Regions from separate parts of the Homo sapiens genome. Here region 2 is linked to region 1. Evidence: chromatin contacts called from ENCODE POLR2A ChIA-PET data. All regions are on one chromosome and are shown on one strand. The core of a region is the stretch at or near the end of the contact, and the rest is flanking DNA. Distances in the headings are between cores, read along the strand shown. Region 1 overlaps RUSC2 (RUN and SH3 domain containing 2). Region 2 holds the start of CA9 (carbonic anhydrase 9).

What was found. ChIA-PET counts read pairs that join two places held with the same protein, here RNA polymerase II (POLR2A).
Region 2: POLR2A ChIA-PET joins it to region 1 with 10 read pairs in AG04450. The contact joins the promoter of CA9 here to the enhancer-like site in region 1. POLR2A ChIA-PET finds 5 or more read pairs at or near these places in 3 of 52 experiments (AG04450, IMR-90 and WTC11).

What each region holds. Positions count from the first base shown.
Region 1 is chr9:35,509,241-35,513,485 of GRCh38, forward strand. All of the region lies in intron 1 of RUSC2 (RUN and SH3 domain containing 2), which reads left to right. Among named protein-coding and RNA genes, the nearest start is that of RUSC2, 21 kb to the left of the region's middle. Within about 2 kb of position 1,977, at least 27 of the 41 ENCODE cell types and tissues checked have a DNase peak (open chromatin) inside an H3K27ac peak, as active enhancers do.
Region 2 is chr9:35,671,485-35,675,729 of GRCh38, forward strand. It overlaps CA9 (carbonic anhydrase 9), which reads left to right and starts at 2,444. Exons shown (of 11, transcript NM_001216.3): 1 at 2,444-2,878; 2 at 4,054-4,083. The coding sequence starts at 2,476. It also overlaps the pseudogene RN7SL22P.

The DNA.
Region 1 (4,245 bases), core at 727-3,226:
CACTTGAGCCCCGGAGGCACACCACCTTGTCCAGAGAAACTTTTCTAAAGCAGAAGCTGTGGAACTTAGGGAGGGTCACATGGTGTACATGTCTGGAAATAATTAGATCTTTTAAGGAGAATCTTGTCAGCCCATGAGTTTACATGGAAGACTTGCTTCTACTGTGTTCTGGTGACAGTGAGCAATTCAAGTAGACCTGTACCTACCCGTGTTCATTGGGCAGGAAATTCTTGATTTACAGTTAACATAAATTCACTCTAACCTCCTTTCTATATATTTTCCCGAGATGTTGCCTAGGTTAGAGCTGCTTTACTTTACAACTTACAGGGGGACAAAGAACAAAGCCGTGAAGAAAAGTTAAAGAATTTGAGGTAGTATTCCTATTGAAAAGAAAACACTGGCTATGACCATGACATGGTTCCCTGTTGTAAACTGGTAAATTGAACGGTAGTACAGTCTCAAAAAGGCAATAGGAGGGATTCAGGTTAAAGAAAAGAGGAGATTCCTGATTCACATTTATTATAGTTGTCATTTATTGAGCCCTGCCTAAATACCAGTCCCTGTCCTAGATGTCTTATATATCTTCTCTGTAACTCCTACCACCACCCTGTAGGAAGGTATTATCCCCATTTTAAAATGAAACAGAGGCTGAGGGGAATCAAATAACTTGCCAGCTGCTACAGAATTAGTCCTGAAGAGCAGAGTTCTATACCTACCTTTTCTTAGCTCTTTACATTGACCAGAAAGAAACAAAAATGAATGGCCTGATGCTGAAAAGAGCAAATCAGGGTTCTATTTCTCCAGTGTAATGGACAGTAGTTTGTTAATTGAAGTGAGTTCCTATGCCTTAAATAAAAATATGTAATATAAAAATAGGTACTGAATTCCCACAAAATGAATGGGAATAAAAGTGGAGCTTAACCAAGAGTATGTTATTGATAGATTCCGGTGACTTTTCAAGAGTTTTCAATTCAGGCATAAGTAATTGGCTGGGCATATGGTGGCTCACACCTGTAATTCCAGAACTTTGGGAGGCCGAGGTGGGAGGATTGCTTGAGCCCGGGAGTTCAAGACCAGCTTTGCCAACATAGTGAGACCCCGTCTCTACAATAAAAATTTTTAAAGAGAAAACAGATAATTTTAATTGCCAATACAGTGTAAACTGGACCCTGATTAATAAATATGCTAATTGGCCTCCCTGGATGGAGCTGGCTTTCATGATTTAACTATCTTTCCTTTGAATGCAGCACATTCCAAAGGCCTACTTAATCGAGTATACAGTCATAGTTATTTATTTGTTTAGTCTCCCTGGGTGAACTATAAACTCCATGAAGGCAGGCATCAGGTTTTTTTCTTTCACACACTACAGTGTCTGGCACTTTGGAGGTACTCAGTTAAGATTTATTGAGTAATTCCTTTAGTCCTTGGGTGAGACTTTGGCATTTAAGGTTCTCAGGGCCGCAGATTCCTTCAAACGTTTGCCCAAAGCAGAGAAGGAAACTCTTCTAGAGCACTGTTGTGTATTACTGGGTTGGGCTGTTAGATTTCCCAGGTCCTGCCTCCTTTGGGTGGGCCCCTAGGGCTTGATGCCAGATGGGCTGTGTTTTTGGCAAAGGGCTTGTTCTTATTCTGAGATTTTGACTATAAATGGACTATGCTATTTGCTGTCCCCACTGAACCCAGTGGGGAAGCAGCCGACAATGGGAGCACAGAGTTACTACTTTTTCTGCTGGAACCTCCCAACATCTACCCAGAGATAGCTCCAGTATAGGTTGGCCAAGCAGGAAATTCCAAACACTTTTCCTGAAACTCCAAACAGCTTGAGGAGTCTCTTCAGATGGAGTTGGAAAAGCTCCCAGCGAGCAGAGCTGGGTCTTATGTAACTTTATAGACTGCCCTTTTTAGTGTAACTTTATAGCACTGCCCTCAGCTAGTGCTGGACTTTTGAAACATATCCTGCATTCTTTCCTAGCTACTCAGCAGTCCCTATTGGAAGCAGCTAATAGGACAGAGTTGAAGACTGTGAGGTTAAAGGGGGAGAAAAGGAGGGCAGGATGTCTGTCATTCTGTCTGGAACCTGCTGTTCTTGGTCCCCTGCTGTGGCTCCCACTGGCAGTAGAGGGAGCGCATTGCCAGATATGAAGGAAACTCATACTTGAGTATGAGTATGGTATGAAGAGAGGAGCTGTCGCAAGGATACTCCCCCTGCATATTCCAGAAGCCCATCACTGGATTCCCTAGATCCATTTCAGTACCCCACATCCCAAAAAGGAGGACTAGAACTAAGTATGTGTAAATATGTCCACATCTGTAATGAGCCAAATTCTGCTCTGAAGAAATGTTTCCAGTTTATTTGGTGAAGATTTCAGTTCCTCGAACTTAGTTCAACTCAGTAAACATTTTAATCATCTACCCCATGCCAGACTTTAGGCTAGGTTCAGTGACTACAAAGATGAAGATAGCCTCTGTCCTTAGCATGCAATCAAGAAGGAAATAGAAAGTGTATATAAATGGTTATAATATACTTTCTTGCTTTATAATCCTTAGTGCTTTTTGTAATTCTTCTATTTTTAACTCTCCTAAAAGATATATATCAGGTTTATGTTATCTACCTGTAAACTAATGTGCTAATTCAAGATAAAAATATAGGAAAATCTCGGCCGGGCGCGGTGGCTCACGCCTGTAATCTTAGCACTTTGGGAGGCCGAGGCAGGCGGATCATGAGGTCAGGAGATTGAGACCATCCTGGCTAACAAGGTGAAACCCCGTCTCTACTAAAAAATACAAAAGATTAGCTGGGCGTGGTGGCTGGCGCCTGTAGTCCCAGCTACTCGGGAGGATGAGGCAGGAGAATGGCATGAACCCGGGAGGCGGAGGTTGCAGTGAGCCAAGATCGCGCCACTGCACTCCAGCCTGGGCGACAGAACGAGACTTCCATCTCAAAAAAAGAAAAAAAAAATAGGAAAATCTCTTCAGGTATAACTCTTCTTTTACAAGTTTCTCATGAAAGGGGCAAGCACAAGTTTCAAGAATATTTTCATCTAATTTTTTGTTTTTATTTTCATAATTTTCTCAAGCTAATATAAGGCATTTTAGAACTTTGAATATAATTTGAATCTTTTAAAACAACATTTAGCTTTCTCAATGAATTATAATTTGCCCTATGCATGCCTGTAGCTTTTATTTCTTCTCTGAATTAAGGTATTAGGCATTTAGTGGGCACTCATTAGATACCTGTTCTCCCAGTACAGGTAGCTGTTCTCTTTGAGGCTGTAAGTGGGTAGTCCCTCATGTCTCCTGTGCTGATGTTTCATGAGGTCCAGGCTTTCAGGCCTGTGAGGATCCCAGATGGCCCAAAAGAGTCCCATCATCCCACTTATTGCCAGAAAATACAGATGATCAAAAAGAAGATGTGTATGCATTTTTTTTAAATAAAAATGGGATCATACCATGAGTTATACTTTGTTTTCTGTTTTGTTTTGTTTTTCCTTCCTCCTCCCGTCCCTCTTTTATACATCAAGCAAAAGAGCACAGTTACTGTGGTACCAAACACACCTGGGTATGAAACTCAGCTCAGCCACTCCCCAATTATAAAAACATGGACAATTTTTGTAAAACCTCTGGGCCCCTGGGAAATAATAACATTAAGTTTAACCTTATGAAATGGGCATTTTTGCAGGTTAAAAAAAATGCATATTGACCATTTCACATCACCCTAACAGTTCCCTCCTTGTATAGTTTTGTCAGCATTAAATGAGATGATGCACATGCAGTTATAATGTCTGGCAGTGAGGTACTCACTAATGACTATAAATATTAATTGCTACTACTACTAGGATGACGATGATGATGACTGCTAAGAAGCAGAAGCACAAATCAAAGGGAACTGAAAGAGCAGCCATTCTTAGGTTTTCAACCATGGATTTTGGACTTGAGAATTATACTTTGTTTTGTTGTTGTTGTTGTTGTTGTTGTTGTTGTTGTTGTTGTTGCTTGAGACAGAGTCTCACTTGTAAAAGAAGAGTTATACCTGAAGAGATTTTCCAGGCTGGAGTACAATGGTACGATCTCGGCTCACTGCAACCTCCGCCTCCTGGGTTCAAGTGATTCTCATGCCTCAGCCTCCCGAGCAGCTGGGATTACAGACACGTGCCACCATGCCAAGCTAATTTTCATATTTTTAGTAGAGATGGGGTTTCGCCATGTTGGCCAGACTGGTCTTGAACTCCTGACCTCAAGTGATCC
Region 2 (4,245 bases), core at 1,194-3,693, 160 kb after region 1:
GGGGTACCCTGGAGCTAGGGGCCATGGCTATATGCCAACAGGATTAGAAATATCTTAATGTATTTAATTAACCTACACAACCATATTGGTGGGTGCCTACTGAATATTAGCCCTAGATATGGACCTGAAATGGCCTTATTCTCTTTTAGTTTGTTTAAGCCAATGGAGCCTTACTAGAATGTGAGCTACAAAACAGTAGAGCTATTCTCTATTCAATGCTGCATCTGTAGGGCCTAGAACAGCACCTGAAGGACTGGCGGAGGCTTAATAAATTGTTAAAAGGGCAGACTAGCCAGGTGTGATGGCGTGTGCCTGTAGTCCCAGCTACTTGGGAGGCTGAGGCAGGAGGATCACTTGATCCCAGGATTTCTGGGCTGTAGTGTAGTATACCAGTCAGGTGTCTGCACTAAGTTCTGCATCAACCTGGTTGCCTAAGGATGGTTGAACTGACCCAGGTGGAAATTGGAGCAGGTCAAAACTCAATGCTGATCAGTAACAGGGTCGCACCTGTAAATAGCCACCGCCCTCCAGCCTGGGCAACACAGTGAGATCCCATCTCTAAAATAAATTTTAAAAATAATTAATTAGAAAAAAAAACCAGCCTGTAATCCCAGCACTTTGGGAGGCCAAGGCGGGCAGATCACCTGAGGTCAGGAGTTCAAGACAAGCCTGGCCAACATGGCAAAACCCCAATCTCTACCAAAAATACAAAAATTAGCTGGGCGTGGTGGCAGGTGCCTGTAGTCCCAGCTACCCAGGAGGCTGAGGCAAGAGAATCGCTTGAACCTGGGAGGTGGAGATTGCAGTGGGCCGAGATCGCGCCACTTCACTCCAGCCTGGGTAGCAGAGTGCGACTCTGTCTCAAAAAAAAAAAAAAAGAAAGAAAAGAAAAGAAAAAGAAAAGAAAAGAAAAAAACTGGGAGGCCTAAGCCCATTCTTGGTGTCCTCACACTCTTCTGCCCCATCTCCTTGCACCCAGTCTTCCCCTGCAATCTGTGCTCCATACTAGCCCTCAAGCCCTCAACGTGACCTAGTATGAGAACTGGATTCTGTCACTCTCCTGCTCATAATATTTTATGCCTTCCCTTTGCCCAGAATATCATTCTCCCTATTGTTTTTACCAATGGAACTGGTATTTCTTCAAGGACATGATCAAATTTGCCTACTTCTATATTATCTTCTAAAGCAGAATTCATCTCTCTTCCCTCAATATGATGATATTGACAGGGTTTGCCCTCACTCACTAGATTGTGAGCTGCTCAGGGCAGGTAGCGTTTTTTGTTTTTGTTTTTGTTTTTCTTTTTTGAGACAGGGTCTTGCTCTGTCACCCAGGCCAGAGTGCAATGGTACAGTCTCAGCTCACTGCAGCCTCAACCGCCTCGGCTCAAACCATCATCCCATTTCAGCCTCCTGAGTAGCTGGGACTACAGGCACATGCCATTACACCTGGCTAATTTTTTTGTATTTCTAGTAGAGACAGGGTTTGGCCATGTTGCCCGGGCTGGTCTCGAACTCCTGGACTCAAGCAATCCACCCACCTCAGCCTCCCAAAATGAGGGACCGTGTCTTATTCATTTCCATGTCCCTAGTCCATAGCCCAGTGCTGGACCTATGGTAGTACTAAATAAATATTTGTTGAATGCAATAGTAAATAGCATTTCAGGGAGCAAGAACTAGATTAACAAAGGTGGTAAAAGGTTTGGAGAAAAAAATAATAGTTTAATTTGGCTAGAGTATGAGGGAGAGTAGTAGGAGACAAGATGGAAAGGTCTCTTGGGCAAGGTTTTGAAGGAAGTTGGAAGTCAGAAGTACACAATGTGCATATCGTGGCAGGCAGTGGGGAGCCAATGAAGGCTTTTGAGCAGGAGAGTAATGTGTTGAAAAATAAATATAGGTTAAACCTATCAGAGCCCCTCTGACACATACACTTGCTTTTCATTCAAGCTCAAGTTTGTCTCCCACATACCCATTACTTAACTCACCCTCGGGCTCCCCTAGCAGCCTGCCCTACCTCTTTACCTGCTTCCTGGTGGAGTCAGGGATGTATACATGAGCTGCTTTCCCTCTCAGCCAGAGGACATGGGGGCCCCAGCTCCCCTGCCTTTCCCCTTCTGTGCCTGGAGCTGGGAAGCAGGCCAGGGTTAGCTGAGGCTGGCTGGCAAGCAGCTGGGTGGTGCCAGGGAGAGCCTGCATAGTGCCAGGTGGTGCCTTGGGTTCCAAGCTGAGTCCATGGCCCCGATAACCTTCTGCCTGTGCACACACCTGCCCCTCACTCCACCCCCATCCTAGCTTTGGTATGGGGGAGAGGGCACAGGGCCAGACAAACCTGTGAGACTTTGGCTCCATCTCTGCAAAAGGGCGCTCTGTGAGTCAGCCTGCTCCCCTCCAGGCTTGCTCCTCCCCCACCCAGCTCTCGTTTCCAATGCACGTACAGCCCGTACACACCGTGTGCTGGGACACCCCACAGTCAGCCGCATGGCTCCCCTGTGCCCCAGCCCCTGGCTCCCTCTGTTGATCCCGGCCCCTGCTCCAGGCCTCACTGTGCAACTGCTGCTGTCACTGCTGCTTCTGGTGCCTGTCCATCCCCAGAGGTTGCCCCGGATGCAGGAGGATTCCCCCTTGGGAGGAGGCTCTTCTGGGGAAGATGACCCACTGGGCGAGGAGGATCTGCCCAGTGAAGAGGATTCACCCAGAGAGGAGGATCCACCCGGAGAGGAGGATCTACCTGGAGAGGAGGATCTACCTGGAGAGGAGGATCTACCTGAAGTTAAGCCTAAATCAGAAGAAGAGGGCTCCCTGAAGTTAGAGGATCTACCTACTGTTGAGGCTCCTGGAGATCCTCAAGAACCCCAGAATAATGCCCACAGGGACAAAGAAGGTAAGTGGTCATCAATCTCCAAATCCAGGTTCCAGGAGGTTCATGACTCCCCTCCCATACCCCAGCCTAGGCTCTGTTCACTCAGGGAAGGAGGGGAGACTGTACTCCCCACAGAAGCCCTTCCAGAGGTCCCATACCAATATCCCCATCCCCACTCTCGGAGGTAGAAAGGGACAGATGTGGAGAGAAAATAAAAAGGGTGCAAAAGGAGAGAGGTGAGCTGGATGAGATGGGAGAGAAGGGGGAGGCTGGAGAAGAGAAAGGGATGAGAACTGCAGATGAGAGAAAAAATGTGCAGACAGAGGAAAAAAATAGGTGGAGAAGGAGAGTCAGAGAGTTTGAGGGGAAGAGAAAAGGAAAGCTTGGGAGGTGAAGTGGGTACCAGAGACAAGCAAGAAGAGCTGGTAGAAGTCATCTCATCTTAGGCTACAATGAGGAAATTGAGACCTAGGAAGAAGGGACACAGCAGGTAGAGAAACGTGGCTTCTTGACTCCCAAGCCAGGAATTTGGGGAAAGGGGTTGGAGACCATACAAGGCAGAGGGATGAGTGGGGAGAAGAAAGAAGGGAGAAAGGAAAGATGGTGTACTCACTCATTTGGGACTCAGGACTGAAGTGCCCACTCACTTTTTTTTTTTTTTTTTTTGAGACAAACTTTCACTTTTGTTGCCCAGGCTGGAGTGCAATGGCGCGATCTCGGCTCACTGCAACCTCCACCTCCCGGGTTCAAGTGATTCTCCTGCCTCAGCCTCTAGCCAAGTAGCTGCGATTACAGGCATGCGCCACCACGCCCGGCTAATTTTTGTATTTTTAGTAGAGACGGGGTTTCGCCATGTTGGTCAGGCTGGTCTCGAACTCCTGATCTCAGGTGATCCAACCACCCTGGCCTCCCAAAGTGCTGGGATTATAGGCGTGAGCCACAGCGCCTGGCCTGAAGCAGCCACTCACTTTTACAGACCCTAAGACAATGATTGCAAGCTGGTAGGATTGCTGTTTGGCCCACCCAGCTGCGGTGTTGAGTTTGGGTGCGGTCTCCTGTGCTTTGCACCTGGCCCGCTTAAGGCATTTGTTACCCGTAATGCTCCTGTAAGGCATCTGCGTTTGTGACATCGTTTTGGTCGCCAGGAAGGGATTGGGGCTCTAAGCTTGAGCGGTTCATCCTTTTCATTTATACAGGGGATGACCAGAGTCATTGGCGCTATGGAGGTGAGACACCCACCCGCTGCACAGACCCAATCTGGGAACCCAGCTCTGTGGATCTCCCCTACAGCCGTCCCTGAACACTGGTCCCGGGCGTCCCACCCGCCGCCCACCGTCCCACCCCCTCACCTTTTCTACCCGGGTTCCCTAAGTTCCTGACCTAGGCGT